2 separate regions of the Homo sapiens genome follow, and region 2 is linked to region 1. The links are chromatin loops, found by intact Hi-C in ENCODE. Cell type or tissue: A673. All regions are shown on one strand. Links, peaks and the distances in the headings refer to the core of each region. The heading gives the core; the rest is flanking DNA.

What was found. Peaks named below come from ENCODE experiments on the same cell type or tissue, not always from the same donor. Only the 100,000 strongest peaks of a DNase experiment are listed, where the experiment ranks them.
Region 2: a loop joins it to region 1, with 4 times the contacts of the local background. A loop is called at or near these places in 2 of 110 quality-filtered maps.

The regions. Positions count from the first base shown.
Region 1 is chr2:67,229,495-67,241,959 of GRCh38, reverse strand. All of the region lies in intron 1 of LINC01828 (long intergenic non-protein coding RNA 1828), which reads right to left. It overlaps LOC101927661 (a long non-coding RNA gene), which reads right to left. Exons shown (of 4, transcript NR_110568.1): 2 at 12,465. Among named protein-coding and RNA genes, the nearest start is that of LINC01829, 20 kb to the right of the region's middle. RefSeq lists an enhancer at 5,078-6,519. In A673, for the core only: CTCF peaks have their summits at 4,486 (motif pointing left) and 7,300 (motif pointing right); DNase peaks (open chromatin) are centred at 7,349 and 8,829.
Region 2 is chr2:65,634,514-65,646,978 of GRCh38, reverse strand. No RefSeq gene overlaps it. Among named protein-coding and RNA genes, the nearest start is that of LINC03050, 38 kb to the right of the region's middle. RefSeq lists an enhancer at 12,142-12,465. In A673, for the core only: CTCF peaks have their summits at 6,288 (motif pointing left) and 8,359; DNase peaks (open chromatin) are centred at 6,248, 7,408 and 8,338; H3K27ac peaks cover 6,019 bases.

The sequences.
Region 1 (12,465 bases), core at 3,043-11,042:
AACAAATAAATACATCATTTATTTCTTAATGGCCCTAAGTGAAGTGCACTGTGCTTTTTAAAGACAGAGAATGTTAATGCAGACACCAGAAAAACTCACCTGAGAAGCCACAGAGTGTAAGGGAAAAGCTCTTGGACTCAGGGCCAGGAGGCCTCTGCTACAAACTTGTGTGTGACCACAGTAAACCGCTTAACCCTGTGGACTTGAGTAAAGGAGAGGCTGAGCTCAGTAATATTTATGAGAATTCTTCCAACTGCAGTATTGGATTTTGATACTGAAAGGAATCCTAGTGTACTATGTACTGCATTCTTTGGGTTTCTTCATCTTGTTTAGGGTCTAGGATGACTTCTTTCTTCTTTTCTTCTCTCCTCTCCTCTCCCCTTCCCTCCCTCCCTTCATCCCTCCCTCCCTTCCTTCCTTCCTTCCTCCCTTCCTCCATTCCTCCCTTCCCTCCTTCCTGCCATCATTTCCTGAGTGCCTGAGATGTGCCTGGCACTTGCTAGGAGTGGTGATATAGCAGTGATGAGGACAGGCAGGTCCCTGACTTTATGCAGCATATACTAGTGAACTGAGAGAATAAACAATGAGTCCATCAACGTCTGTTAAGACTTAGCAAGTTCTCTGCCAGCATGGCTCCAGTTGTCTTGGAAATCTGAAGGAGGTAGACCATGTAACAAAAGGCCAAGACAGATCCCTGCCTGGCATTTTAGCCTCCAATTTGTGTTGTCAGCTAGGAGAAAGTTAAGTTTAGAGGCTGAAGCCTGGAAGGCAAAGGGCAAGGCATGCTCTAATGGGTACCCATCATGCAATTCTTTGGTCTTATGGTCTCTTTTATAATCTCTATTAGAAGGGCAGCTTGGGACATTAGGTGTCCTGACCCCGTCACAGAGCAAGAGGACCCATATTTCCTGCTTGTCAGAGGAGTGCATCCACCATCCCTCCCCTCCTCTCAACCATGGAGTTCTATATGATTCCAGATAATGAACCAGAGAGACTACTTGTATTTTGAACGGCTGCAGAGTATGAACATTTCCTCATGAAAAGAGCCTTTGTCCCTTTTATCGATACTTGAAAGAGGGTGAAGATAAGATGATTCTGGATCTTGTTTGAAGAAAGCTCCCCAAAATTGATCTGAAACTTGTGATAATCATTTCCCAGATGAAACTGGCCCAGACACCACCCAACACCTCCAGGAGTCCTTACAACTCTGCTTATCTGGGTGAGATGAGTCAGCATTACACAGTTTCACTTGTTGCACAAAGGAAGGGACGGTCATAAATATCAGATGGAGGCTCCCATCCTCACTTCATAATCCAGTTGGACATGCTAGTGAAGGAAGGGCTTCTGGAAGGGCTAAATGAGTTGGTAGATGTCAACAGCTCAGCACAGCACTTGACACAAAATAAGCATGTTGTAAACTGCAAGGATTAATAGATATAATATAGATTGTAGATATTTTCCTGCTTCACTTTATGTCACAAAAAAAATGCTAAGTGAATTGCTTAAATGTTGAAACATTCTGGGAATAAACGCAATTGGGCTTTATTTTGTTTCTTTTTTCTTTAGTAGAAACTATATATTTACTTCATTTTAGGTACTACTCAGGTACTCACACCTCAACATATCATTGCTTCTTCCTCTTGTTATGGGGTCAGAAATTTATCATGAAGTTTTAATTGTTAGACAATGAGGATTTTCCAGTTATCAAAATTCTTTGGGAGAGAGAAAACTTTAGCCTCTTTAGGCCAGCACCTAATGACACAGTTGGGAAGAGCAAACCAAATAATTTCGGAAAACAACCTTTGACTACAATTCTGATCCAAGAGGATCAGAAGTGTTATCTATTGAGAGACTGCCATGTCTCAATTTAACAATATTAGGCATTCTCACCTGATTTTTCACTTAAGTCATATAATACACCTGCAAGTAAATGTGATTTCGCCCCTTTCCATACATGAGGAAAACGAACCTGGTGCTTTTTAGGTTAGGTGCTAGAATTTGCACAGGTCTGTCTAATTTTGAAGTACAATCTCTTTTCCTTACTGCCAAAGATGGGGAGAAGAGTGGAGAATAAGAAGTTCGGTTAGAATGGGAAGACTCCTAAGACAAAACTGGCTTCTTAGCATTTGCTTAGGACAAGTGTTAGAATAAATGAACTAAATTAACAATAGCAACAAAACAGGAGAATATTCTGTCTTGGTCTGCTTAGGCTACTATATTAAAATACTAGACATTGGGTGGTTTAAACAATAGACATTTATTTTCTCACAGTTCTTGGGGAGAGAGGACAGAGATCAGGGTGCTAGCATGGCAGGTTTCTGGTGAGGCCTGTCTTCCTGGCTTGCAGACACTAGATCTCTGGTGTCTCTTCTTATAAAGATACTAATCCTATCACATCAGGGCCCCACCCTTATGACCTAATTTAGCTTTAATTACCTTCTTAGGGGCACTATCTGCTAATACGGTCACACTAGGGATTAGGGCTTCAACATATGGATTTTGGAGGGACACAATTCATTCCATAGTTATGCTTCTCTCTAAGTTAATGCTTGTCTATGTCAACCTTATTTTTATATTTTCTATGCTTAACATGGGCCCCATTATAAAACTCAACTTATTTGGGATGGAATAATTAATAAATAAAAACAGTTGGAGGTCCTTCTTTCCAAAAGACTATAAAAATTGATGCTAAAGTATAATAGGGTTGTAAAAAAGAAATTTCAGCAGCTTAATTTCTTAAAAAAAGTCGTAAGAGTTTTCATTAGCTAACTTCCAAGATAGCTAGTTTTAATCTAGAATAAAAGGTTTCTTAAGGTTTCTCAATAGTGACACTATTGACTCCATGCACCAGATAATTCTTTATTGTGAGGGTTACACCGTTCATTATAGGATGTTCAGCAGCATCCCTGGCTTCTGCCCACTAGATGCCTGTAGTACCCCTGTCCCACTCCCACTGCCACCCTGTCTTGGCCTCAATCATAATAATAAAAATTGTTTCCAGACATTGCCAAATGTCCCTGGCAGGAGTAGGGATGTGACAAAGTCATTTGATCTAGATTCCAGTTTGTAGACCACAGAGTATTACGGATCTTAGAGAGGCCTCTAATTCCAAAACAGAGAATCTGCTTCAATCTCATTGGGATGCATGATCCCTTGATTCATCCCTTTTCTCCCTCTTAACTCAGTCTGTGCCTCATGTACACTCACAGATTTCCTACTCTGCCCCCATTCCCTTTTGCCACTTGTCCTTCTGCTGTTTCTGTCTCAGCAGAAGTGTCCATTTTTCTGCTCCTGCTGCCAGGCAGGTAAAGGTTAATTGAGTAAGAAACAACTTTGGCATCTTTTATACACTTCTTGGTTCTGCTACCAAGGTATTCTCTCAAGTCCCAGCTAAGCAGTGGCCAGAAGTTTGCCTCTCAACTTTATAGTGAATTCCTACTCTCAAATCCTATCATCAAACAAAGCTCATCTACAACTTTGCTTCAAAGATCAAGACTTCCTGGTTTGACTGCTGTTAACATCTGTCTTCCATTTACAGACCTTCTATTTCTTTATTTGCTCTGAAGGAAAGTCCATTCTCCTGTTCAAAGCACTCTTGGTCTTCCCTATTATTACCTTTTTCTTGCTTTGGTCCCCTCCCCGTGTGTCCTTGTTTCCCCTTGCATCTTTAGTCTCTCTCATTCTCCTTGTCTTTTCTTCTGTTTCTGAAAACTTGCTTAAGTTTTCTTTACTTTCAATTAAAAAACTAAAAAATCCTCTTCCCTAACCCAGTGGTTCTCAATTAGGAAAGATTTTACGTTCCAGTGGACATTTGGCATCATCTGGAGGCATTTTTGGTTTTCACAACTGAGGGTAGGAGTGTTACTGGCATCTTAAGAGTAGAAACCAGGGGTGCTGCAAAACATTCCATTTAAAATTACAGGTCTTCTTTTCCCCAACCCCAACAAAGACTTATCTGCTCCAGATATCAACAGTTCCTGAGGTTGAGAGTGCTCAACCCTATAATTCCCTGGAGATGCTACATCACCTCTGCTCTTTTACTTTTTAACTCATTGGAAGAATTGTGCACACCTGCAACTGTACTTGCTCACTGCTCAATCACATTCACTTACTCTTTAATCCATTGCAATCTAACTTCCTTCCATAGGTTACCAAACCATCAAATCAAGCAACCTCAGTTCAATCTTTAGCTTCTGAGCCTCTCTGCAGTCTGTGATATTACCTTCCCAGCCTGTAGCTTGGGAAATCATGGAAGGATCAAAGGTTCACGCATCCCAGTGAAGTTGAAGTAAATTGTCTATTTTGGAAATGAGAAGTCTTCCAAGATCCACAATACTTTATAGTCTGGAATCTAGACCCTAGATCAGTGGTTCTTAAATAAATTTGCTCCCCCTCTACCCCTGTCTGGGGACATGTGTCAATGTATAGAGAGAATGTTTAATGTCATGATTCGAGCAGGGGGCACTACTGGCATCTAGTGGGTAGAAGCCAGGGATGCTGCTCAATATTCTTCCATTTTCTTTCTTCTGACTTATCTTTTGGTATGCCTCCTTAGCTCTACCCTGTCTTTATCCTCCTCCAATCTGACAGGTGTTTCCATTAACTCTGTGGTCTCTTTTTACTCCTCCTCTTTGTTTTATCTATGCTGCCGGTTTGTAAACTTGGTGAAAACATTTTAATCATGCTAGATACATGGGATGCTTTTCAGGGTTCCTTGCACAAAGGATAGCTCAAAAAATATTTGTTTGCTTGAATTAGGATTAAACTACGTATATCTATGTAGAAAACAAAACAAAGCAAACTGGCCTCCAATCTCATGAAAATCCGAGAGCAAAATTTGGAGCTTTTATTTATCATGTGGCACATCTTATCTCCATTGTTATGCCATGGTAAAACAGGCCCATGGAAAGTCAGGAGAAATAGGAGTCCAGAATTTGAGTTGAGTTGCTGACACTCTTGGACTTGGGAAAACCTGTATTATTCTTGGGCATATTTCCTCATGCATAAAACAGAGGGGCTAGAGCAGATGAGCTTCAAGGTCATTTCTAATTTCAAAGTTCTATGATCCTAAATAGAAAACTCATAAAGTTGAATCCCTAGTAAATTTTTTTCTAATTCAGCAAGTTTTTCAGTAAAATGATATTCTTAAGTTGACTTAATTAATATCTTTATATTTTGATGGGTCAAACATGCAGTGTTTAAACATGTGTATACATATGAATACATACATATTAAACATTATGTACCTATATAAAATATATGTGTATGTATATATGTATCTATATGTATGTGTGTGTGTAAGCATCATGTAAATCCAGTAAAACCAGGCTTTATTTCTAAATCAAATGTTCCAGTGCAATTCTAAGTGAGTTAAAAGATGTTGATCATAAAAACATGGATTCAGCCTTAACAACTGTGTCACAGATAATGACGATGTAATGAGGGAATTTAAGCAACAATCAGAAATGATGTGGTTTTCTTCCCCCACCAAGCACATGTTAAATTAACCAGTAAGCCTTGAAGCCATGCATACCTGATGATTATTTTATGTTATCTTGTGTTTTAAAAAATGGTTCCAAAGTACTAGATTTACAGCACTGCAGAATCCCACACTGTTGCAATGCTGTCTTCAATTCAGCCACTTCATATTGAAATTTCACACACAATAATTGGCTGACCTTCACAGCTATGGCAGAAACTAATTAAAGCTGTAAGGCTGTGCTAGCATTGCTTTTGTGTGAAATGTGAAGTTTGGTGATAATGAAATATGGGGTGCAGATGTTATTGTCTTAGATAGACCGTGCCCTTGGTTCACACTAATGAAGAACAGCAATTATTAAACAAAAAGTATTTTTTACTCATTAATTATTTTGTGTTGTGAAAGTAGAAGTACAAACACAGCACCACCTCTTCTACCAGCTAATCCCCAAAGTAATTTTATGGACTTTACCAGCTGACTTCTATATCATTAGGTATCCAGTTTTCACTTTCTCCCCCTACTGCTCTTAGACCTTTGGGAGCCTTAAGCAAGGACCTGGATGGGTTCAGAGAGCAAAGGGTAAAGGGCATGCTAAAAATGGTCACCCATAAAGATTTTTAGACAGCTGGAGGATTAAATGAATGAAGCTTTTTGGAAATAACTTCACACACCAAACAGAGATGTTGGTAGAAATATGATGCCATCCACATTGTTGTCGGATGATAGGCAAAGGTCACTGCTGCTCTTGAGGTGCAAGTAGAGAAATGAAGCAGGCCTGAGCTCTGTTTCTTGGTTGTTTGGAGTCTGGGTTTCTATTAATAGGTCAGTGTGACTTGCAGGACTTCCACTGGGTCAAATATAACAAATCACAGATTTGTAACAATTAAAGGAAAACACTAAAAAGGCACATTGTATTGGCAAGTCTTCACTTTCCATGGGCGAATGATCTAGTCTGCTTCTCTTTAGTCCTCTTCTCATTGACTATATTTTAAAATTTAAGTTATTTTTTTTTCCTCATTGACTTTGGGATACTCAATTCTTATTAACTGGCTGAGGTGGGAGAGACATGAATTAAACTTAAATTGTCCAATTTCCCTATTTGGGGAAGGAGAGTGAAATGATTAAGTTTAACTGTTACTTGTGTAATTTTTACTGTCATTCATACCCCGTACCATGAGCATGCAGGTAGCGACTGCATAGGGCACTGTATCAAGGCCTTGTCTAAGAGGTGTCAGCTAGTAAAATGCAGCAATGATGAAGATGGGAAGTGGCAGAAGCAGCAGTAGGTAGGTGGGCATCAACTGGATCATGTTACTTCAGACTAGGCAGGGGAACAAAGGCTTGAGAGGAGGAAGATTTGTGGTCATGGAGATACCATGTAGGGGGAGGTTTGCCATAGAGGTTAGAGGAGGTAGCTTTGGGCTCCATTTTCTTAATGGTTGTGCCAGTTGTCAATATACCTTAGTCTCTGGGTAATGGGATACTTAGTGGGACTATGACTGAATTTGAGGAGTAATTAATATGGCTAATGATGGTTATAATGACTGTTGGCATTCTATGTCTCTTCATTTTGGGGAAAGGATAAGAACATCTTCCCTTATATGAAGGATAGCTATACATTGTTAGGTGGAAACAGACTTGCATGGTTGTTGTAAAGAAGTTCATTTGCGTGCAGATGGGTGCACATAGAAGCTCAGTGACCAAAGGGGTGGACTATGTCAGTTATTAGGCTATTGCCTCTCACTTCCTAATCTACGCTTCATTGCCCTGCTTTTGATAGTGGGACATTTCTCCCTTGCCAGCTTGCACAATGTTCCCTTTTTGCAGTAGAGGGCACTGGAGGGACACTGGAGGAGGAAAGGGCTGTTCTTTCTGGTTTCTGTGTGTTTTCTGGTTACTTCTGTAGTATAAGGTAGGCAGCATTCACAGGACACCAGCAGGGTTCAGAGGCAGCACATTTCATGAGTATCTCCCCATTAGCAGCTTTTCCCCAGCAACGCAGAGGGCAGCTTTTTAGATGTTCCACTATTATGGGAAACTGGCCTGCCATTCAGTGAGCCATGAATGATCAAGTCCTCTCCAAGGGAGACTGGGTCTCACTGAGACCTTGAAGGAGGCAGGGCTTCACTGGGTCCTCTGCCTCAAACCTAGAGGTAGTGGCTGCTCCCTCTCTGTGCTATTTCTGTAATCTTACCCCAAATAGGTAAGAATTACCTACTCCTAAGATGGCAATCCACTCTTGTAGTTAATAATCCTTTTTCACTAAGCTTTCCTTGTTCACATTGCTATGTGGCTTCTGTCTCCTGATTGGAACCTGACTGATTCAGTGACCCTCCCATCTTCACTTCAATGACTTAAAAAAGAAGTAAATTAATTTGTTTATTATCATGACTGATTGAGTTAAATATAAAAGGCTAGGCAAGAAGGTATTGGTAATAGCAGAAAGGTGACAGAATATAATTGAAGCAATTGTCAGCTTTCAGAAGAAATAGATATGAATTAAAAGATTACAACCCTATGCAATTTTCAGTGTAAAGAATAATGAAAGAATGAACAAAAACTCTTAACTTTACCATATATCAAATAAAGCAGTAAATTAGACTGAAAATATAGAAAATATAAAAATGTGGTCACATTGTTCCATGTTAAAATGTACAGAGTACCCACTTAGAGATTACAAAAGGCCTGTAGTGTTAAATCCTTTGGGCTAAGACATGAAACATCAGCTTTGGAGTGGTCTTGGCTTACAGTGTAGAGGGAAGCATTAGATCATCTCACTCTCAGGAACTGGTTTCACCCCTATTACCACTCATCCAGAATGCATCTCCAATTCACTTATTTGAGGCAGACTCCACAGCACTGCTAAATTTTATAGAAGCGAGATCCCAAACACTGCCCTCTCTTTACAGCATAATCATCATTTTCACCAGCAAATCTACCATTACACAAAATATGATCAATAATGGAGTGGATGCTGTTAAATAGAGCAGTAAAGAGACCTAGCTGGAACATTAATGAGAGGCAAGGCACAGCAATGGAAGCCAGCTCTTCCCCAAGGAGAGAAATTGCCCCCTTAGGATATCAAACCATGTTTCTCCTCAGGCTGCATGACACATGGACCTATCAATACCATGAGTAGAGCAATGTGCAGGTAGAGATCACCCATGGGAATGGCATCTAGGGACAGCAATTCAGACAAAAAGGAAAGGGTAATAACTTGTTCATTGAGAAATAAGTGAGTTACAATGCTCCTGAGCAGGTGTCTGGTCTGATGCTTCTAAGCTAGAAGTGCCCGTTTGGCTTAGAAAATATAATGTCAAACTTCTTTTCAAGCCAGATCCCTGGGGACAACTAAAACTGGGTTGCTGCAGAGAACTGCTTTTTAACCAGGGGCTGAGCAAAGTGCTGCTAATAAAACATCAGATGGTCTTTGTGGTGGTTTCTTTCAGAGTAGGCTGGCTTCTGACTGATGGGTCTTTGGTGTCTACTTGTTTTTAGCAAAATTTTCTTTTTTATCTTTTTAGAGATGGGGTCTCACTCTGAAGCCCTTGCTGAAGAGCAGTGGCATGATCATAGTTCACTGCAGCCTCAAGCAAAATTTTAATGTGAGGACCTGTTAGTGGTAGAATACCTGTTTGCCTCTATGAAGAAGTAAATGTCATTTTCAGTCAGAGATAGAGAATGATAGTGATGGTGAAGTTGGTTCTTGTGAGTGTCTCCAGGTTACTCATGAAGGGCAGTTTGCACACCTCCTACTCCCATTAGGTGCATGATTAAATTGCTACGATACTCAACTGCTATAAGGTGTACTGCTGGTAGTCTCACCAAATCAGTAGTTCCTAAACAAGGGGTGCTTTTGGGCTGCACCTTGCCTCTGGATATTCTGATTGAGTGGGCTTGTGGTGGGGAATAGGCATCCGTATTTTGATCTCAGGTGGTTTTGAGGCAGTGATTTCAGGGTACACTTAATCACACAGACTCTTCAAAGGCCAAGGTGACCCAATGTAATAAAAGTTGAAAGAGGAAAAATGGATGCTCTTTGGAGCTTTACTACAAGTTAGAATGAGACTTGGAAATTTGCAGAGGTTTTTGTTAAGCTAGGAAAAATAAAGATGAAAGAGTTTAAATCAGATGTGGTAAGACTAGCAGAGTTTTGATATATCTGGAACAGTATGAGTTCAGTATCCCAGCACCACATTATACATCTTCAGGATATACATTCTCATTGCATCCTCTGTACCCTTTGGAACACGTGTTCAATAGGCAACAGATCAGAAGCACCATCGATACAGTTCAGTCCACATAGTTTATCATCATGGCCTCTGGGTCAGGAGAGGGGACTAATGCTGATCAGAGGTGATCTATGACTTAGTGGGTAGATGGCAAAGATTCCAAGCCTGATGAAGAATTGAGAGAATGTTCTGACCACATAACTCAAGTTTGAAGCAGAAGAGCCAACTTATTATCCTTAGTGCCAAGTCAAGAAGAGTCTGATTATGGAATGTTCTTGGAGACTCTTTTATTTCTCTATAGTGTGAACTGACTTATGTTAATTTATTTACACTCTTTTATTAGAAGTCCATTAAAAACAATAGGGCAAATTTTGAAGACAGGAGACTGATATCAAGGTTCGGTCCATAGCCATGTAGCAGGACAAAGATTATTGGTCTGTGTAAGAATCACACACATGATGTTGACACCCTAGCACCACTCTCTAAAAACCATCCTATCTGACAGTCAAACTGATCCATGCAAAATACTTGTTTACTTATTATAAAGATAATGTATATCTATGTAGACTCACATGAAAATAATAATACCCATCATATACATCAAGAATATGAACAATTCTGTTGTACTTACACATCTCAAATCCTCTGGCAGGCAATCTTCAGCAGTTTAAACATCTTATACTAAATTAATTAGGTTTCCTCAGTCATGTTATTTGTATCTAGGTCAAAGTGAAGCAGGATATTTCCCTGACCCCTTTGGGGGACTCATGACACAGGTGTCTTGTTTACTCAGCCCACCACTCTCAACTCCTCGCAGGAGGGAGTGTGTGAGTGAATGAGGCAGGAACTGGAGTGCATGAGCACTGGAACCAGCTAGCTGCTTTGGTGCCAGCAGGATCAAACTGCACTCACGTGTATCTGTTGCGTTCCATCCCTTCTGGGAGGGAGCCCACAGGTGAGTGGGTGCAGGAGCTGGAACGAGTGCTTTTGGGCACTGGCAGGAGCAAAGTCTCTGCAGGCCCTATGGCAGCATCTAGGTGAGGGGTGCCTGCAACCCCCAAAGCCCCAGAGGGCATATTACTGTGCTCTTTTAGCTCTGCTGTCTGGTCTGTGGACAGCTTAAGTGTTAACAGTTCAGTAGGCCCTCTGCCTTTTCACATGAGGTGGCTGCCTTCCACCAGCAAAAGCAAAAAGCCAGTGTGACAGCCTTTTCTATCCACACTCATGGCTCCCAAGCTCTTGTCCAGCATCCAGGAAATAGGAGGTTGCACCAAACGAATTGAAGAATGGTAAATGCAGGGGATTTTATTGCTGATGAAAGTAGCTCTCAGCAGGAAGGGGAGCTGAAAAGGGAATGGAGTGGGTAGGTAATCTTCCCCTGAAGTCTGGCTGTCTCTGACCAGATTTTTCTCCAAAGTTATGCCATCATGCTCTCCCTCTGAAATCAAGCCACTTCTCTCTGACATCCAGCCATAGTCCTGATGTCCAGCTGCTGCTTCTCTCTGCTGGCTGAGTCTGAGGTCTTTACAGGCACAGGATGGGGGATGGGGTGGGCCATGGGTAGTTTAGGAAAAGGCAACATTCAAGTGGGAAAACAGGGATAGAAGTTCTCACTTTGGGCCACAGTTTTAGGGTTTTTGGCTCGAAGGTGGGGTTTTGTCGGGGACCTACCCTTTTCTGCCTAGAATTTCTCTGCCCCCTGCCTCTATCATTGTATCAAGAGGTCACTTCCTTAATTATTCAATTAAATCAGTGTATTGTTGCTTGTTAATACATGTGTGTTTGGATACATCTCAGGCCAAATATAGTTTCCAAGTGAAAAGAACTGAGAAATAGTAGAAAGCTGATTATTATATTTTCTTGATTCAATGATATTATCATTTGTAAGACATACTTTCAATTGTTTTCAAGGATACAAAAACTAAAACCCCAAGCATTAAATGTATACATTGTTTGTAAGAAATGTCTTGATTTTATAAATGTTAAAATGTAAAAACAAAAACAAAAAATCCCAAAACAGGCATCTTAAAGCTGAAGAAAGTGTAAGCTACTACATAGGCATTCTTTCCATCCCTTAACACTGAATAATAGAAAAGACTAGGGTATTGTGGGGTGCAAGGTCTTTCATGAAGTTCAGTAAATCCTACAGATGACTCAATACTGATAATATATTTAATTTTTAAAAGAAAAACATCCAGATAATTATTTAAAATACACATGTCAAAGGGAGGTCTTATCTTGACTTTATGTATTTTTATTGGAGATGGAAATTTTTGTGTGCAAATTTGCAAGACTTGTAAATGCACTTAGAGGAGTCTATGCATGAGGAATGAAGACATCTCTTAGGAAAAACTTCATCATAAGAATAAAGATCACCAAAGCACAGCTGAGCTATCAAATGGCATCAGGCTTGGGAGAGAAAAGATAGCCTCCAGTCCAGCCTGCATAGACTTGAACTTGAGTTCTAGGAAGAAGGGCTTGTCAGTAAATTATAGTAAAACAAAAATAAAGTCAGAAGGATCTCTTTTTTGTGGTAAATCTATGGAAATATAATTATGTAAGAGAGTGTAACAAGAGGGGTAGAAGATACAACAAGGTTAAAGCACATTCAAGTGTTCAATTCCAGGGCGCAAGCAGTGAACAGACTAATCTGCAGCTCAGTGAAACAAGAAACTGGGGAAGACCACACACAACATTGGTATCACAGGCAGCAGCAAAGATAGGATGCTCTTGGAGGGCATCAGTGTCATTACC
Region 2 (12,465 bases), core at 2,806-10,805, 1.6 Mb after region 1:
AGTAGGAAAGGTCTTAAAGGACCTGATACCTGAGCTGACTCTTGAAGGATGGCTAGAAGTCAGAGTAAGAGGAAGTTGGGGGTTGGGGAGCAGCCTCCTGACCCAGGTTCAAAGGGGAGGGTGTAGAGAGTTCAGGAAAGCACGGGTGCTTCCATTTGGTTAGAGAGGGAAGTTGGGGGCAATGCTGGAGAGGAGGACAAGGACAAAGGCACACAGGGCCTTGTATGTTCTGCGATGGCATTTGGATTCATTCAAAAGACAGCAGGGACCATTAAAAGACTTTGCGCTGGGAACTGATATATTATGTTCAGACAGTGTTTTTTAAAGATCTGTCAGTGAAAAGTATAGGAAATGGATGAGCAGAGATTAAGATAGGAGAGAAAGAGGCCAATAAGGAGGCTATTGTTGCAGTACAAACAGCTAAGTAAATGGAATCAGGAGGTATCAAGTAGACGCCATCAACAGGTGTCATTTCACCATAGCTTCAAATTCACCTTTCCAAAAGTTCACTCACTTTGGTTAAGGGCTCTTCAGTGACCTCAATACAATTTTGAAACTTTTAAATCTGGTTTTCAAAACATGCTCCAACCAGTTTTAGCCCATCTCTCTACTGGATCCCCACTGTAACCCAATGTGACCACCTGGCTGCTGCCCTCCTGCTGATGTTACCTTCCAGGCCAGGCTCCACCTCCATGCTTAACTCTCACTGTTCAAGTCACCCAAGTGTCCCCAGTGTCTCTCTACCTGCCCACGTTCCACTGTGCTGCTAGGCCCCGCAGTTGACAACCTCATTGGCAAAATTTCCCCAGACCGTCCCAGCCCCATTGATCTGTGTAATGTACTATCTGCTTCACTCCATTTGCACTTGGTCCCAGAGGGCCCCACACTTTTAAATGCCTTTTTTATTTCCTTTTGCTTTTCATAAAATACTTCAACTTTCAGAAGCATACCTATGGCATACATGTATAAATTAGGTATGAATAATAAAAGGAAGCCAGGCGCAGTGGCTCACCCCTGTAATCCCAGCACTTTGGGAGGCCGAGGCAGGACCATCGCTTAAGCCTAGGAGTTCGACACCAGCCTGAGCAACTAGCAAAACCCCATCTCTACAAAAAATACAAAAAAAAAAAAAAAATTAGCTGGGTGTGGTGACATGCACCTATAATCCCAGCTACTCAGGAGGCTGAGGCAGGAGGATCACTTGAACCCAAGAAGTCAAGGCTGCAGTGAGCCAAGATCATACCACTGAATTCCAGCCTGGGTGACAGAGCGAGACCTTGTCTCAAAAAATAAAAATAAAGAATAAAAGGAAACCTGAGCACCCTCCTCTTGGGTTCAGAAACAGGCATTACAAAGATATTTGAGGCTCCTGTGTGCCCCTTCTTGGAGGCCTCTCCTAACAACATAACCTAAAATAAGACCTGAGAAACAAGAGCGGTCTTCTACATCTTTTATCTCTTCCGAAGCTCTTGTCACAACACTTTTTTTTTTTGGAAGAGACAGAGTCTCACTCTGTCACCCAGGCTGGAGTGCAGTGGCTTGATCTCGGCTCACTGCAACCTCCACCTCCCAGGTTCAAGCCATTCTCCTGCCTCAGCCTCCCGAGTAGCTGGGATTACAGGCATGAGCCATCACACCTAGCTAATTTTTGTTTTTTTCAGTAGAGACAGGGTTTCACCATGTTGACCAGGCTGGTCTCAAACTCCTGACATCATGTGATCTGCCTGCCTTGGCCTCCCAAAGTGCTGGGATTACAGGCATGAGGCACTGCACCTGGCCAACATTTTCTATACTAAAAATCTGGGCATGCAACCAGCCAGTATGAGTGTACTTGTGGGAAAGTGGGAGAGAGTATTTTAAATCAAGTCTGCCTAGAATAATCCAGAGCATGGAGTCACTGTCACCCTCAGCATCTAGCAGACTATCCACCACCAGGCAGGCCCTCAGTGAATATTTAAATTGAATCCTGCTCTCACTTCATCTAGTAGATGTAATGCAGATTCTAGCCAAAGTCAGACATAAAACCACTGCCCTCAGCAAGTGCTTTCCAAAGTAATGCCCAACTCCCACCCGGGTGTGCATTTATATCCATTGGGGTGTAGGAAAAAATATTAGAACTTGTTTACACTTAATTTTCTCATTCTTTTAAATGTTCCAATTTTTTGTATAGATCTCATGGTGGTTACAGCATTTGTATGTGTATATGTAATATATACTCCACAGTATAACATACTACATAGTGTAGGAAGTGTAGTGGTACCAGCACGGCAGTGATGGTACCAAGGCATCATACTGATGGCTAACTAGAGTGGACAGCAAGAAAGCAAAAGGAAAGATCCAAAGTGGGGTCTTACCTGTGAGCTCCCAGAACTCATTCATTCATACATTCATTTGTCCATTCATTGATCCATCCAAAAAAATATTTTATTGATCTCCCTGTGTACACCAGGCTCTGTTGCCCAAACTACATCAGACAGAGGTGGTGAAGAAAGCATCTTTCAGAGGCTTGCCATGCTTGTCCTGTCTCACTACCCACAGGACTCAGGCAGCCAGTGTATAACACTAGCTACTTCTCCCATGCCCAGAGTGAGCAACATACATCCAAATACACACCCCCTCCTAAGAGGATGAAGACGAAAGAGGTCAGCCAGACCCAGGCTGCTAATCCTGGTCACAAACGTGTGTTTGTTCACTATGAGTTCAGAGCAACTACTTAACATAGTTCTTTTATTCACACCTGGCTTTTTCCACCAACAAAGAAGGGAACTGCCTTCCAGATGTGATGCATAGGAAAAATCTCCTACCCCTGAAAGATGCCTCTCCACCTGCTCCTAGATGTTTGGAACTGCTCTCAGAAGGAGGAAGTCCTGAAGATAAGAGATGTGATTTTAAGTGTCCTTGCCATGGGGCAAGGGAACCTATTGAGGAATTTACACTACATCATAAATGATTCCTATCCAATACTCTCTGGAGGACCAGTTTTGATAGGGGAGAGAGATGGAAAAGAATAGCATACTAGAGAATCAGCCTATGATACCTACAGGTGAAGTTAGCGGGTCTCCTGGATACAGAAACAGCCTTGGAAAGGAGACACCAGGCCATGGGCCAGGGTGGGAATGTTGAACTTTGCAGTTTTGTCAAGTACATCACTATTTCCAGCCCTGCACTTACTGGCCTCAAAAACTTAGTTACTATAGAGAAAGTTAGTGCTATAGGAAACTCAGAGAGGTGCCTACACATTACAGGAAGACGCTAAGATTCCAGAACGTTACCATGACTCAGGCTGGGCTAGACCTGAGCCTTCCTGGTCACGTCCCACTCCAGAGGTGAACCTGGAAACAATAAACTGTTGTTTGGTTGGGAAAAATAAGACAAAGGAAGAGACTTCACTTACTATGCAAGACTTGGGGTTAAATGTCCTATGACAATTTTGGGGAACGATAGAGAAGAACAACATCTAAAAAGGCGTCTTCCTACTTCCAAAGGATGAGAAATTGAAACAGCCATGTAATTGTGTTGAATCCAGACACGCATACTAAGTTCACTGGCAACTTACAGGGGGGTGATCAGTTCAATCATATGAGTCTCTTTAAAGATTTTATTTCATTTTCAACAATTCTACTTAAAAATTACTGATATTAGGCCAGGCACAGTGGCTCATGCCTGTAATCCCAACACTTTGGGAGGCCGAGGTGGGTGGATCACTTGAGGCCAAGAGTTTGAGACCAGCCTGGCCAATATGGTGATGCCCTAAAAATACAAAAAATTAGCCGGGTGCCGTAGCACGTGACTGTAGTCCCAGCTACTCATGAGGCTGAGGCACAAGAATCACTCGAACCTGGGAGACAGAGGTTGAAGTGAGCCAAGATGGCACCACTGCACTCCAGCCTGGGTGACAGAATGAGACCCTGTCTCAAAAAAAAAAAAAAAAAATTATTGATATTAAAATTGTTACAACCAAATCACAAGCTCTATTTCAAACATGCCAATATATCATTTTAACACATTGACTTTTGAAAACAATGTTGTATTTGTTATTTTGAAAACAATTTCACATCAAACAGTTCTGGAGGCTGGAAGTCCAAGGTGTCAGCAGGGTTGGTTCCTTCTGAGGCTTTGCTTTTGGGCTTGTAATTGTAGAGGGTTGCCTGGTCCATGGGTCTCCATATGGTCTTCCCTCTGTGTATGTCTGGGGCATCATTTCCTTTTAGGAGGACACCAGTCACACTGGATTAGGGCCCACCCTAATGACCTCATTTTACCACTTTTTTTTTTTTTTCCTGAGACGGAGTCTCGCCCTGTGGCCCAGGCTTGAGTGCAGTGGCGCGAACTCAGCTCACTGCAAGCTCCACCTCCCGGGTTCACACCATTCTCCTGTCTCAGCCTCCCAAGCAGCTGGGACTACAGGTGACCGCCACCAAGCCCGGCTAATTTTTTTTTTTTTAATAGAGACGGGGTTTCACCATGTTAGCCAGGATGGTCTCGATCTCCTGACCTCGTGATCCACCTGCCTCGGCCTCCCAAAGTGCTGGGATTACAAGCATGAGCCACCACACCCAGCCAGCCACTTTTTTTTTATTTTTTTTTATCTATTTTTTTTTTTTTTTTTGAGATGGAGTCTCACTCTGTTGCCCAGGCTGGAGTGCAGCGGTGCAATCACAGCGTACCACAGCATCAACCTCTGGGCTCAAGCAATCCTCCCCGTCAGCCTCCCAAATAGCTGGGACTTCAGGCATACCACCACACTGAGCTAATTTTTTTTAGAGAGATGGGGTCTTGCTATGTTACCCAGGCTGGTCTCAAACTCCAGGGCTCAAGCAATCCTCCCGCCTTGGCCTCCCAAAGTGCTGGGATGGCAGGGATAAGCCACTAATTTTTACCTCTTTAAAGAGGCTCTAATCCCAGCCTCACTTTTGCCCCTTTAAAGACCCTATATCCAATTACAGTCATATTCTGAGATACTGAGGGTTACGGCCTCAACCTATGAATCTTGGGGAGGCTTACAATTCAATCCATAACTATATGTGTATATAAAGGTAGGCCTGCATATAGTATACTGTGCACAGATAACTGAGCATCTTTGCCCTAATTGCCTCAAGGTTTTTTTTTTTATAAAACCTTGGTGTGATACATGTGGCTGTGCTTCTAATCGAATTTTTACATATTCTTAATAGAAATGATGAGTGTGTGTAAATTATAATCTAGAATTCGTATAAAGAATAACACACACATACACACACGGCATTAGAATAACTTCCCTCAAAGGAACAGCTCCTCCTTAATTCCGAACATTTTAAGACATCCAGAATCACTTTCCCTAAGCAATTATGATTTTACAAAATGCTGTCAAGACCATCACAAAGTTTTACTGCCCAGACGGAGCTAAATGCCTGAAGCTTTCAGCAGTGATTTATTATTTACTCTGGAGGTAAGTTGCTAAGCAAGATTTATTCAGTAAGAACAGAGCTACCCGTAACAGTACAATACGAATTTTACTGTCGGGGGGGCGGATTTTTTTTTAACCATTCCTCAAGAGAATTTGTTCTTTATAATCAGAAAAAAATACATCTACATGTAAGTTTTCATCCCTTTGTGAAATCAAGGGCGCTGTTATGCATTTGACAAACCAGTTTGGTTTCAAACATTCTTTTTTTTTTTTTTTTTTTAGATGGAGTCTCGCTCTGTCGCCCAGGCTGGAGTGCAGTGGCGCGATCTCAGCTCACTGCAAGCTCCGCCTCCCAGGTTCACGCCATTCTCCTGCCTCAGCCTCCCGAGTAGCTGGGACTACAGGCGCCCGCCACCACGCCCGGCTAATTTTTTGTATTTTTAGTAGAGACGGGGTTTCACCGTGTTAGCCAGGATGGTCTCGATCTCCTGACCTCGTGATCCACCCGCCTCCTGACCTCATGATCCACCCGCCTCGGCCTCCCAAAGTGCTGTGATTACAGGCGTGAGCCACCGAACCCGGCTGGTTTCAAACATTCTTATTTGAATTTTAGATCTGAGAAATTTTCAGTAAATTATCATAATAAAAACAGTAGAACAATTTCAAAGTCCATTGATAGAATCTGTCGGGTATCTGCTTTACCTACACAGGGCTTTTATTTTCTTGGGATTGGCTTCTTTACACTACAGTAGCCTAACTCTCACACTCATACCATCTCAGAGAGACTTGGGATTCTTAAGAAAAATAAAACACTAATAATGCAGATTTGCCAACTTTAGTTTTCAGACCAAACAAGTACTAGAGACCGATTGCTGGCCTACTTCCGCCCCCTAGTGACGATAACGTATTTTTGCTTTTTGCAAAAGGGAGGCTGGGGAGCTCGGACCAGCGATTAAAGTGACTGCCCCGTCCTGTACCCACTTCAACGACCTGTTCCCCAAGATACCTCAGGCCCTCTAGCTACCCGTTCACCAGATACAAACAAGGGATATGATAAATTCATTCACATTTCGGTGGTTTCAATTTCAAGAAATTTGCTTCTCCCCAGACGGCGTGCATTTGCACAAAAACATTGAAGCAAGAAAGTAATGTTGTGTAACTCAAAAAAGTAAGTCACAGGCTGGGCGCGGTGGCTCACGCCTGTAATCCCAGCACTTTGGGAGGCCGAGGCGGGTGGATCACGAGGTCAAGAGATCGAGACCATCCTGGCCAACATGGTGAAACCCCGTCTCTACTAAAAATACAAAAAGTAGCTGGGCGTGGTGCCGCGTGCCTGTAGTCCCAGCTACTCAGGAGGCTGAGGCAGGATAATCGCTTGAATCCGGGAGGTGGAGGTTGCAGTGAGCCGAGATCGCGCCACTGCACTCCAGCCTGGCGACAGAGCAAGACTGCGTCTCAAAAAAAAAAAAAAAAAAAAGGTAAGTCACAAATGGTGGAAATTTAGGCTTAAAGAGAAGGTCTTTTCCCTGGATGTTTGAGTTTTTTGGCTTTTAGGTTTTTTTGGGGGGGGGCGGTTGGTTTTGCTTGGGGGAGAATTTTTGCTTGTTTTTTTGGAAAGATGTCCTTAAAAAGTCATACAATGCCTCCTTTTGGTAAATCACTGCCCCTGCTATATAATTAGTCAGAGGGGTGGAAATCAGCAGAAGACCTAAGAAAATGGTTCATTTCCCAGACTTCTCACCTTCAATCCCAACCACTCCTATCCCTGTATCCAGCTAGAAGGTGCAGCTCTGGGGTGGCCACCGCATCCAATGGGGCATTTCACCCTGCAGACACGGAGTGGGTGGAAACATGAGCGAGGAATGTTCTGGTCAGACTCCAACCCTCCCACAGCTGCTAACAGGACTCCCTGCTGCAGTTCCTCAGCAGGTCAGGGAGTTTTTCAGGCAGGTAGCCAATCTCTAAGATGGCTTTAGATCAGGGGAGGCAGGGTTGAGTAAAGGGAGGTAGACAAGGAGGCAGGATCTGGGGAGTTTTACAGAGGCTCCAGGCAATGTTTCTGAACTCTGGTTTGGGCTGGTCATTAATCAAGCCCCTCCCAATGTTTGAAATTAGCCACACAACCCCATCAGGAGTCATGCCAGAAGGACACCCCTCCTGCCAGTGCCGAAATCCAATCTAGACAGAACCATGAAGAAAATGGAAAGAATGCACAGAGAGTGAGGGCTCCTTCATATTGCCAGTTAAACTTGCTGAGAAACCACAGGAGCTCTTCAGCTTCCAATCCACCATCACCAACTCCCACGGACACGGCATCTCTGGGGCAGCTGGTGGAGCAGGGCTAGGGGCTGGGAGTCAAAGGTCTCCCTGTCAGGGCATAGTTTCAACTGTCTGTAGTAGTGCAATACAGAGAGAGTCTGGTGTCAGGCAGACCTGAGTTTGAATCCCAGCTCTGCTGTGGGCTCGCCGTGCAAGCTTTGACAGCTTCTATTCCATTCTTCAATCACCAGTGCAGAGGCTTATGCCCTCAGGGACGCCATCTCTGACTCCACAACTGGATCAGATCCCCTGTTTACAAATTTTGTGATCCCTTAAAATTTTCATTCATTACATATATCACTGTTTGTAATTTTATATTTTATATATTTGATGATTTGTCTACTTTATTTTTTTTCCTTCCTGCATCCTAAGCTCAGAGAAAGCCGGGACCCATCTCTTTCATTCACTGTTTTATCCCAGGGACTAGCACACAGAATACACTTGATAGAGATTTGAGAAATGAATGAATTACACTGAGTTTTTACTGTCTGTAAAATAGAATGGAGGTTTGTTGTGAAATTAATGAAAGACTACAAATGTTAAAAAAAAATCCTCCCTGTGTCTGACACAGAGTAGTTGCTCAAAAGGGGGTGGTTCCTTTGCCACTGTCTCTCTGGGGACACTCCATAGGAGAATAGCTGTCCCTGACCTCTGGAGGTGCCACTGAGCAGTGAAATTAGCCAAAACAGAAAACCAGGGACCTGAATAATCCACAAATTCCATCACAAGTCCCTGAATAATCAAAACTAGTTGGCACATTACAATTAATTGCCTCTCCTCTATAGATGTCCCTTGATGGCAGGAAAAGTTATCTCCAGCTTCACTTTCTTTTCCATCCCAGATAGAGAGTAGCCAGAGGGACTGTAAATCCATTCCTAACATTTTCAGTTGTTTGAGTTATGTTCTACCAGAATTAAGAAGGTGACTTTAAAAACATGAAGGAGAAATAAAGGTTGCACTTCCCAGAGCAGAGTACAGGTGGAAAATGGAACTGAACTTTTAATATGAGGCTGCAGTGGAGGAGAGAGTACTAAGAATATTTTTATAGAATACTTGCATTATGGGTAATTTTTTTAAATCCAAGATTCAACTTGCATGACACTGAGGCATAAGTCTACCACTTAATGACATTTATAACTCTGTAACAATACATTTTGTATAAATTACTGCTGAGGCTTAACATTTCTGATTATGATATATAGAATGAAGTGATGTCATAAAGGCGAAGTTTGTAAGTTACGATCTGTCCTGTTGCTTTAAATAAGAGGATTTCGGAGACAATTGCCTTGATGAATATAAACTCAAATGAACCTTGAATCTCTTCAATTATTCTTATTTAGAATTCATTTTCCTTTGAACTTTCATTTAACTCAAAGCACAATGGTTCCATTATAAATCAAATGCAAGCTTGTCTTTCCTGCAATAACAAGTATGCTTTAAATAATGAAGCAACACCTATGATCATAAAAGATAATGTTTCAATGCACCAAAATACAGAAGGTAAAGAGATTTATTATCCTGGTTCAGTGACAAGAAGTTGAATATTTTTGTAGCAACAGACATCTCTATTCCAGACAACCTTTTTGTTTGACTTTTTTGTGTATTTCCTTTCCCAGAAGACTGGGCTGCCTTATTACCAATGACAGAAATCCAGGATTCAACATGCAATGCTTTTGGTGGCCAAGAAGCTTAAATCTCTCCTTGCTTAGTTTCCCCAAGAGGCTAATGGGGATGAAATCTCTCAACTTCCCTGGGCCTCTTTTCTACTATGAAAGGGCTGGGTTAAATCATCCTAAATTCATCCCAAGCTCTAAAGACTATGACTCTGTATGCCTTTCCTTTTGCACAGAATTATGGAGAGGAACAACCAAGTTAATGGAAGTAAACATACTTTAAAAGGCATAAAAGTGCTATACATAGCACTTGATGGTTTTCACTCTGCATTTTGTAAATACCTTTACACATCCATTATGTGAACTATGCTATCCAAACTATGCTAGAAAAACCCTGGAACATCTCCAAGTCATTACAGATAAAGGAGTATTATAAACAAGATCTTCTAGAGTTCCCATAATAAATTCTCTTGAAGGAGATCTAAATCCCGCATAATAGGTCAAGTAGCCAAACCACCCCAAACAAGAGCCCGCTTCCCCGTGGAAAATCTCATCAGCAGACAGGACACAGAACTAAACAGGTAGCCTGAGCAGCTGGAAGGCTCTCTTCCTGTTATCTCTTTATGCATTCCATCTTCAAAGAATTTTGACCTGTCTTCAATACACCCTCGGGTGTAGGATTTACATTTTTAATATTGGCATTTATGACGTGGTGCTTTCTCCTGGTTAATTGGTATCAGAGCAAAATGTTTGCCTCTCTCCTGAAATAAATCTCTTCAAGAGCTTCAATCACACATTCTTTTGTTCTATACCTCATTTGAAACGGGTTCTATAAAGCCGCCAGACCATGCTACATAATCTTTCGCCTCTCACGTTTTTAAATCTGGGGGTTTATGCTTTAATGGCTTTGATGTGCTTACTATTCAGCCTGTTACTTAAACCACGTTCTTCCCCATCCAACACTCAGCTCTCCCTCAGCCTTGCAGCCTGTACCCTCTGAGACTGAAAGGATTTATTTACCATCCAGAACGTTTCCATAATTTTGGAAACATATGTTTTGAAATTACATTCCAATATCTCATACTATGTTCTTTGTCTTGCATCTGTTCTATAAAAACAAACAAAACACATATAATTATATTCCAATGGCTGCAAAGTCTACATTTTCCACAAGAGTTGGTTCTTCCATAAACAGTAAGAGACACAAAAAAGGCACTTACATACCCCTTCAATGTCATCTGAAATCACATTCTTGTGTTAATTAGCGTTAACCACTGATAATAACAAACTTCTACATCATAACTGTGTGAAACTTTAACTGACTCCTTTCCAAACTCATTTCAATTTTACAGCATAATCTCTTCACTGAAAATTAGCTATTGTTGAAAACTCAAAATCTCAACATAATACTCAACTTTGCATGGACAATGACTCAGTAATCTTTTATTCTCCTAGGGTATGACTTGCATTAAATAAATATACTTTTAAAAATCCACTTCTCTCTCTGTAATATCCTAGTGAAAAGACAATAAGTCAATGCACAATTATAAAAAAGACCAGAAAACAAAGAAAAACCTGAACGAAACAATTGACCAAAAAATATATATACATATTTCATATAACTATCTTAAAATATGTTATATTTCGTGCAACACATACTATGTTCTTTGTCTTGCATCTGCTCAAAACTCTTACCCACCCACCACACAAACATCCTTCCTCCCTCCGTCTCCTCCCTCTCTCTCTCACACACACACACACACACTCACACACACATACCGTTTAAACATAACCCAATCATTTTACATCCACCATGTTTCCCTAGAATGTCTGATGTCAAAATAGGACAAAATTAGATCAATTAGCATTGAAAAAGCCTCTCAAAACTAAGAACTGCTATTTATCCTGTTAAAAATAAAATGTTACCACTAAAATAAGTTTCTTCTCCTAGTGATTCTGCTCTTGTTACCATGCTCCTTTTATTCTTAGGATTTTGGAACTGATAAGAGAGGTAAGCCTGATGTCTGTGGTGGTGCACTGGTAAATATTTAACAACCAGCCCCAAGTGAGGGAACAAAACTCTGATGTGTAGCATTTGTCAATTTCTATAATGTAAATACCTTTATCATGGCCAATTTCAAGCTACCAAATGGATGTTGCTGAACAATGGAGTTGGGAATATCTAGGCACAATTGGCTCCTCCAAGGTGGTACAAGCCAGTTCCACCACCACCACCAGATGCCTGGGACTCATCTCAGAGATTTTTAAATGTTCCCAGCACCTTTGACCTACGGCAGCGGTTCTAGAGGCACTCTAGTTCATAGAGCTCTTCTAGTTTGCTCTCAGCCATCTGTTTCTAGAATGTTTTCAGACATGCCTGTCAATTTCCTGGGCGAAAAATCACTTTCTAGGATCACGGGTGGAGAGGCCAATACTAGTTCCTGTGTTCAGTCAATACACAACATAATCCATATAAATCCTGGCCTCTGAGTGATCCACTCTCAAAGATGTGTTCAAAGAAAACATGTATAACATTTCAGAAGCTTTGAAAAACAGTATCAGTCTTGGGGTTTTCTTATAAAGTTTTATGCAAGTGTTTTACCCCAAAACCTTCCCAATCAACAACCCTCCTTAGACATTCTCATTCTGTCTCCAAAGTTTTATACTTACGATAATAGCTAAACACACAAACGTTTCTCTCACATTCCCTCACTGTCCCCCCACATTCATATACACACGCACACATGCACACACGCGCACACACACACACATCCTACATCACCATTCTGCTCCCTCATTCAATTCACACACCTTTATGTCAACACCACACTCTCTATCCATGACTGCCCTCATCATGCACAGTGCGCTAGGAAACATAGTTCTCCCAATCTGACTGTTTTTCTCCAGTTCTAGTGAGTGATCTTCTCTATTCCATTATAATAACAGAAGCTATTTGTGAATGTGACTTTGCAGCACCCCAATAATACTAGGGAATACTTACCTAGTTCCCATGCTATACCAGGCACTAAGGTAAGCACTTTAAGTAGAGACTCATTTAAATCGTGGAGCCAGGACTGAAACTAGGCAGAGTGGCACAAGAGCCCATTGTTCTCAACCACCATGGCCCGCTGCGTCTCAAATCCATCA